2 separate regions of the Homo sapiens genome follow, and region 1 is linked to region 2. Evidence: read pairs that join two places in POLR2A ChIA-PET (ENCODE). Cell type or tissue: Panc1. All regions are shown on one strand.

The links. ChIA-PET counts read pairs that join two places held together with the same protein. Peaks named below come from ENCODE experiments on the same cell type or tissue, not always from the same donor. Only the 100,000 strongest peaks of a DNase experiment are listed, where the experiment ranks them.
Region 1: POLR2A ChIA-PET joins it to region 2 with 8 read pairs; 2 of 35 experiments call an interaction of 5 or more read pairs at or near these places.

Annotation. Positions count from the first base shown.
Region 1 is chr4:175,033,804-175,037,803 of GRCh38, reverse strand. LOC105377552 (a long non-coding RNA gene) reads right to left here. Exons shown (of 3, transcript XR_939495.3): 3 at 3,743-3,809. Among named protein-coding and RNA genes, the nearest start is that of ADAM29, 120 kb to the right of the region's middle. In Panc1, no CTCF peak of the experiment used is centred here; a DNase peak (open chromatin) is centred at 1,604.
Region 2 is chr4:174,882,602-174,886,601 of GRCh38, reverse strand. No RefSeq gene overlaps it. Among named protein-coding and RNA genes, the nearest start is that of ADAM29, 34 kb to the left of the region's middle. In Panc1, no CTCF peak of the experiment used is centred here; no DNase peak of the experiment used is centred here.

The DNA of each region.
Region 1 (4,000 bases), 150 kb before region 2:
CTTTTCTCTCTCTCTCATTGCTATTATAGTTAATTCTTTGTTGATGAGGTAACAGTTACACTAAACATTTGGATAAATTAAGATTCACATATAATCAGTGTCTTTAAAAATCACTGGAATATTGAAATACAAAAATGTGTTTAATTTGAGGGATTGGTTAAATGCATTGTAGGGGAGAAGTGCTCCAAACCGGAAAGGTTTAAAAACATTTATATTTTCATTTAACAAACATGTACTTATTCTTACAGACTGTACAAGACCCTAAGGAGGTCTTTATATTACTGAAGAGCTACACATGCCTATTTTTAAAAAAATAATATTTTCTTTCAAAATATCCTTTCTGAATTTGAAGTGAGTGGTTTCAATTTAATGTGGCTTTATTTGTTTGTGTACTGGTATGTTCACTGCAATTTCAAATCCTTCAAGAGGTGCTTCTCAGAATCCCTAACAATGGTAATTAAAATAACCAAAGTTCATTTGACTTTTCTTTCTTTAACTTCTTTTCCTCTTATTCACCTGTACATATAGCAGTGATTGGCCATAAGTTGATTTTGTAGAAAAAAAAAAAACCTGAATAGGAAAAATTCTTCTAAAATAATTTTAAAAACTCCTCTAATTTGTGCTGGTTTCCATCTCGATAGGATTGCTTGCTGTGTCAAAGAGAAGGGAACATGCTAGGCAATGCACTACCACATTAAAACTTTTGTTTACATTTTATTAGCTAAACCTTTCAACTGTCATTTAAAAGTCTCATTGGGCAGGGTGTGGTGGCTCAAACATATAATCCCAGAACTTTGGGAGGCCAAGGCAGGCAGATCACTTAAGGCTGGGAGTTCAAGACCAGCCTGGCCAACATGGAGAAACCCATCTCTACTAAAAAATACACACACAAAAAATTAGCCAGGCTTGGTGGCATGTGCCTGCAATCCCAGCTGCTTGGGAGGCTGAGGTATGAGAATCACTTGGACCAGGGAGGTGGAGTTTGCAGTGAGCCAAAGATCATGCCACTGTACTCCAGCCTGGGTGACAGAGTGAGACTCCATCTCAAAATAAGAAATAAAAAAAATGAAAGTCTCATTGGCCAGTCTGATTTGAAGGAAGAACCCAGAGATACAAGTCCTAGATACATTGATTAATGATACTAATTACTACCAGAGGATATCTCTTAAATGATTCAATTGTGCTACAGTTGAGCTTGGTTACAATCTAAAGAAGACAGTACTGGCCAAAGTAGATATAAGCCTGAGATTTTAAATTCATAGTTATTTTCCATTCAAATGACACACTGTTACAGGTTGGGTTCCGGGGGAAGCAGACTCTGAGATCATAGTTGGAATTTAGTGTGCAGGATGTTGATTAAAAGATGTTCTATTGCTGGGCATGGTGTTGTGCAGCTGAAACCCCAGCTCTGGGGAGGCTGAGGTCGCTTGCGTTCGGGAGTTCAAGACTGCAGTGAACTGATTGTGCCACTGCACTCCAGCCATAGTGAGTGTGAGACCCCATCTCTTAAAAAGAACAGAATTGCTCTTGGGCTCAACACCTGAAGATGAAAAAAAAGGAATCATGCCTTAGAAGCAAATCAAGCAACAGCAGTGGCTCAATGACTAATAGAGAAAACCCTCTGCTGACCACACCACAGTACATAAAACTATCTGCTGACCACAGTGCAAGAAGTAAGAAACTAGGGCAAGACCTTCCCTGATGCTATTATACACCTCTTTCTCGTGTTTTGCCTTTGACTAAGAAGGAAACGTAAAACAGTATGACTGTTTTCAGAGGAATCTACATATTTTGTGTGCTTGCATATAAATGTGCATAGCTTAGACCATTCTATAACAAAGTGTGATGATTTGAAGTAAATAGATATGTATCTTAGACTTATAATTTGTAAAGGAATTTAGAAGCAATTAGAATCTTCATTTTTAATAGGTAGAATAGTAAAGATCTTCAGATCACGTCTTTTTTCTCATCTTTGCATAAAATAATATATTCAAGTCAATCTAATTTAATAATATGTATTCTGTGAATACGTGTAATCTACTGATTGTGTCAGAGGTAGTAGCTCTTCTGGCAGGTCAGTTCACTCAGCTCTATGGGACTTATTCCTTACAGCCAGTCTAGAACCAACAAGCTATCCCCTTGCAACAACTGAGACAGTAAAGATGGGGCTCTGCTTCAGCTCACCCCACTGGAGCATTCTTTCATGCATTTCCAGTGATGACAAAACCCACACCATACCACGCTGCTAATAGTCCTTTTAATTAAAAAATTCCAGGAACTGGCCTTAGAGATAACAAAAGTTGGAGAATGTCCCACCTCAGGAAGGAATGCTGAACAGTTCATTTACAGCTTTGTTGCCACTGGCCAGACCATCAGGTCACCAGTTATGGCCAGTCAAGATAACTACGGCAGCCTGATAATGCTGACCTGCATACCCTACCCATCACTTGCTTTGCCCACCCCAGCTTATATACATACTTGACCCCTGATGTCAGTTACCTTGCTTTGACTAATAAAAAAAAGCCCTACCAACTCTCTGTGGAGAGTTGGGGAATTCTCTTTCTTGTACAGCCTCCTTTATGCATGGGTGTAAGCTCCAATGAAGCTTTGTGTGGGAAAACTCTTTTGGCCTCATGTCAATTTCTGTTGCATTGAAAGCCCAAGAATCCATGGTCAGTAAAACAACCATTTTAAGCATTAATTCCTGGTCTTTCCCATAGGAAACTCTCAGTCTACTGAAATCTCTTTTCTCAAACCTCTGCTGACTAAATACTCTGTCAACTCTGTCCAGCTCTTTCTTGTTTTCATGATTTTTCTTTCTTTCTTTCTTTCTTTCTTTCTTTCTTTCTTTTTTTTTTTTTTTTTTTTTGAGTTGATATCTCAGTCTATCTCCCAGGCTGGAATGCAGTGGTGGGATCTCGGCTCACTGCAACCTCTGCCTCCCAGGTTCAAGCAATTCTCCTGCCTCAGCCTCCTGAGTAGCTGGGATTATTGGTGCCTGCCACTGTGCCTGCCTAATTTTTTTATTTTTAGTAGAAACGGGGTTTCACCATCTTGGCCAGGCTGGTCTTGATCTCCTAACCTCATGAACCACCTGCCTTGGCCTTCCAAAGTGCTGGGATTACAAGCGTGAGCCACTTTGCCCAGCCGTTTTCATGATTTTTCTGTGCCCCAAAACCATTTCTTGGGGGAAAAAAATGCAGCTGATTGGTCTTTCACTGCATCTTGAAAGGAAACAAAAGATGGGACAACGTCTCACTATAAGGCAAGATTAGAAGTATCTATGCTGTAATCAGCCATAAAAATGGTTGTTTTTTCTTCAGTATACTTCATTCACTCAGTATTTTTAGCTAAAGGATTCACGCTAGGTTGGAGAACTGCTCATCTAGCCAATTAGTCTCCAAAATAAGACTTTCTGGCATATGACCTATTTTCAGCTGGTCACTTTGACTGCTTTCTGCAAGAAAAACATACATCTATGAAGGAAATCTCTATTTGTAAGGGTGTCTTTATCTCTACAAGCAGAATATGATGAGTACTAAATATTAGCAATGCTCTCAATGGAGAGCACATTGGCTTAAATCTACATAACAAGTCTTACCTTTGTTTAAGGTGCTTTGCTGGCTTAAATCTACATAACAAGTCTTACCTTTGTTTAAGGTGCTTTTCTTGGCGATCTTGTCTTAACTGGGCTTTTTCCTATACTCCTCTTTTTTGCAATAGGCAAATTATGATATTTAGCCTTGAAGTTACAGCTCTGTGCCTTTGAGATGTACATTTTCTACATGATCTTACCTAAGGGCTATTCCCTTTGGAAATGCAAATTTCGAGGTGATGACATAGAAGAAGAGAAAAGAGAGAACAAAATAAAAAAGCACTATTTGGAAACTGATGAATGAAAAATTCTAAGTCATTTTTTTTTCCTTTTCCTTTTTCTTTCTTTCACAAATGTAAGTGAAGCATTTTGACCATCTGGGCAAGGGGTCTTAATTCATCAGCC
Region 2 (4,000 bases):
AATTTCCAGGTTTAAATAGTTTAACTGAATAATTGTATCAACTCTTTAAAGAATTAACAGCAATTTTATACATATCTTCCAGAAAAAATGAAAGAGGAAGGAACATTTTCAAACTAATTTGATGAGCCAGTATTATTCTGATACCAAAGCCAGAAAAAGGCAGTACAAAAAAAGAAAACTACATGCCAATACATTTCATGAGGTTAGATGGAAACATTCTCCACAAAATATTAGCAACAAAAATTCAACAGTGTAAAAATGAATTATACACCATGACTAAGTGGGATTTACCAGGTATGCAAGGCTGGTTCAGCATTTAAAAATCAATTATAATCCAAAAAGCTAAAGGAAAAAATTCCTATGCTCATCTCAACTGATGTAGAAAAAGCATTTGACAAAATCCAATACTCATTCATAATGAAAACTCTCAACAAGTTAGGTAACATATCTCAACTTGATAAAGAGAATGTATACAAATATCTATAGTGAATATAATAATTAAAACTGCATGCTTTTTCCCTAAGATAGAAACCAAGAAGTGATATTATCTCTCACTGCTCTTATTTGGCATAGATGTTGTAGTCACTGGAATAGGCAGGACGTAGAAATAAAAGGCATACTTATTGAAAAGAGAAAAAATAAAACTTTCTATTTGCAGATAACAAGATTATCTACATAGACTATCCCAAAGTATCTTCCAAATCTAAAAAAAAAAACCTTCTATAACTAATACATGAGTCTAGCAAGGTCACAAAATATAAGATCAACACACAAAGATCAATCATATCTCTCTATATTAACAATGAACATAGGCAAAAATGAAAACCACAATACTATTTACAACTGCTCTAAAAGTGAACTTGATAGATATATAATTAATAAAACATGTAGAAGATCTGTATGCCAAAAATTATAATACATTGATAAATTAATAAAGAAATTTAAACAAAGGGAGAGACATACCATGTTTATGGATTGAAAGACTCAACATAATAAGGATGTCAATTCTTCTCAAATTGATTTATAGGTATAATGCAATTCTTAACAAAGTCCCAGCAATATTTTCTTTTTTAAGACATAGAAAAGCTTATTCTAAAATTTATTTGGAAAGTCATAGGCCCTCAAATGCAATTTTGACAAAGAAGAATGAAATGGGAAGAATAACTCTCCCCAATATTAAAGCTTCCTATATAGCTACAGTAAGCAAGATAGTGTGGAGTGGGAAGAAAGAGACCTATTGAACAACAGAAGAGAAAAGAGAATGAAAAAAATAGACTCATACAAAAATGCCTAAGTGATTTGTCACAAAGGAGCAACAGCAATTCAGTGAAGAAAGAATAGCTCTTTTAATAAATAGTGCTGGAGAAATTTGACATACATAGGCAAAAATTTTTTTAAAAAGAAAATTTGACTTAAATCTCATCTATTATTCAAAACTAACAAAATGGATTACAGTCTTAAAAGTAAAACATAAAACGATAAGCTTTTTTTGAAAAAAATTAAAGAAAGTAATTGAGATCTAGAGCTAGGCAAAGAATTGTTACACTTGACACCAAAAGTATGATTCGTAAAATAAAAGCAAATAAATTGGACTTCATCAAACTTGAAGACTTTTGTTCTTGAAAGCCCATCTGAAGATGAAAAGAAAACAGCTACAGTCCAGGAGATAATATTTACAAATCACATATCGGACAGAAAACCTATTATTTAGAATATGGAAAGACCTCTCAAAACCCAATGGTGAAAACATGAACAATATACCTTAAAAAGACAATGGGCTTCAAATATGAGCAGATATTTCACTGAAGAGGACATACAGGTGGAAAATAAGCACATGAAAAGATGATCAGTGTTTTGACATTGTTTGCCATTAGAGAAATGCAAATGAAAACCACAAGTGAGATATTGCAACACACCTATCCGATTATCTATTTATCACTGAATGAATTAAAAAATAGTGATAACACAAGTTGGTAAGGCTGAGAAACTGTATTACTCACACACTGCTGGAAGAAATGTAAAATGATATAACCACTCTGGAAGACAGTTGGGCAGGGCTATAAAATAAAATTAAACAAGCAATTACCATATGATCCAGCAATTGTTCTCTTGGGCTTTTTCTCCAGAAATGAAAAATGTCTATTTACATGAAAACCTGTCCATACATTTAATAGCTGCTTTATCTGTAATAGCCAAACACTGAAATCAACTCAGATGTCCTTCAACAAGAGAATGGTTAAAAAACTCTGGTACATACATTCTAGGGAATACTACTCAGTCACAAAAAGTATACACACAACTTGCATGACTCTCCAGGGAATTATGCTGATTGAAAAAGCCAATCCACAATGCTAACAATAGACACTGGGGACTGCTTGAGAGGGGAGGTGTGGAGGGGCACAAGAGTTGAAAAAGTGTTGGGTATTATACTCCATAGCTGGTTAATGGGATCATTTGTGCTCCAAACCGCAGCATCATGCAGCAAACCCAAGTAACAAACTTGCACATGCGCCCCCTGATTCTAAAATAGAAGTTGAAAAAGAAAAAAAAAATGGAGGTTATGGGCACCAACCCTCCACACAGTCAAAAACCCACATATAACTTTTGGCTCCCCCAAAACTTAACTACTAATAATTGCCTTCTGTTTACCAGAAGTCTTACCAATAGAATAATCAATTAAGAACAACAAAAAAGAGCCAATCCACAACATTTACATATGGATGACTCCATTTATACAACGTTTTTGAAATGAATTGGGCAGCAGTGGGTGGAAGCAGAAGGCACGTGGCATGGTTATAAAAGGGCAAAACATAGCATCCTTGTAATGCTAGAACCGTTAAGTATCTTGACTACGGTAATCATATATGAAATGACTCATGAGAAAACTATATTGAATTAAATACATACACCCACAAATGACACAGTAAAATTTGAGAAATCTGAACCAGACAGGTGGATTAAATCAATGACAATATTCAGGTTGTGATATTATAGTGTAGTCTTGCAAAATATTATCATTGGGGATGGGGGAAGACTGAGACATTATTATTATTTTATTCTCTATTATTTTTCTACCATTGCATGTGAATCTACCATTATCTCAATAAAAAGTTAAACTACAAATATCTGTTGAAGTTATCCAAATAAGATTTAAGACATATCTGATAATATGAGCAATTTGGTAGACATCTATCTACTTTGAGGTAAAATTTCTACTTAAAGGAAAAATATGTTTTAGAAATGTAGACGCTGTCTCCAAAATCTTATGCTATTTTCAGCTGTAGCATCTCCCAAAGTATCAATGTTACAAATTTACACAAAGTTCACTTAAAACTTAATTATATATATTTATTTTTCACTTATTTGATTTTGTAAATTAAATTTTACCCTTATTTTTTCAGCCCTTTAAATCAAAGATGACAGTTGTTTGAAAATAAACATTATTATTTAAAGTTTACAAAATTGTTTATAAAATATAATTTTTAAAAAGTTTGAATTGTAGCATTCACATTTTTTAAGTTACTAAAGTTTAAAGCTTAACTTTTGGCAAACACAAATTTCACTACATAACTGTATAAGAATTATGTAAGCCGGGGTATGGTGGCAGGCACCTGTAATCCCAACTACTTGGGAGGCTGAGGCAGGAGAATCGCTCAAATCCAGGAGGTGGAGGTTGCAGTGAACCGAGACCGTGCCATTGCACTCCAGCCTGGGTGATGAGAGTGAAACTCTGTCTCAAAAAAAAAAAAAAAAAAAAAAAAGAATTTCGTAAGCTGAACAATTTGAGATGTCTATGGTGTCACCTATTGTTTCTGTTATTAATCATCAGTTCTTTTCAAGTAGGGCACACACAAGACGAATTTGTTTCCTCACAAATTGATATGGATGGTCTGCTGCTGCAGGCATCATCTTCAACATAATCTTGTCCCTTCTTAAAATGAGTTCTCTATTTATAAGCTGCTGATATCTTTGAGGCATTGTCCCCCTAAACTTTTCATAA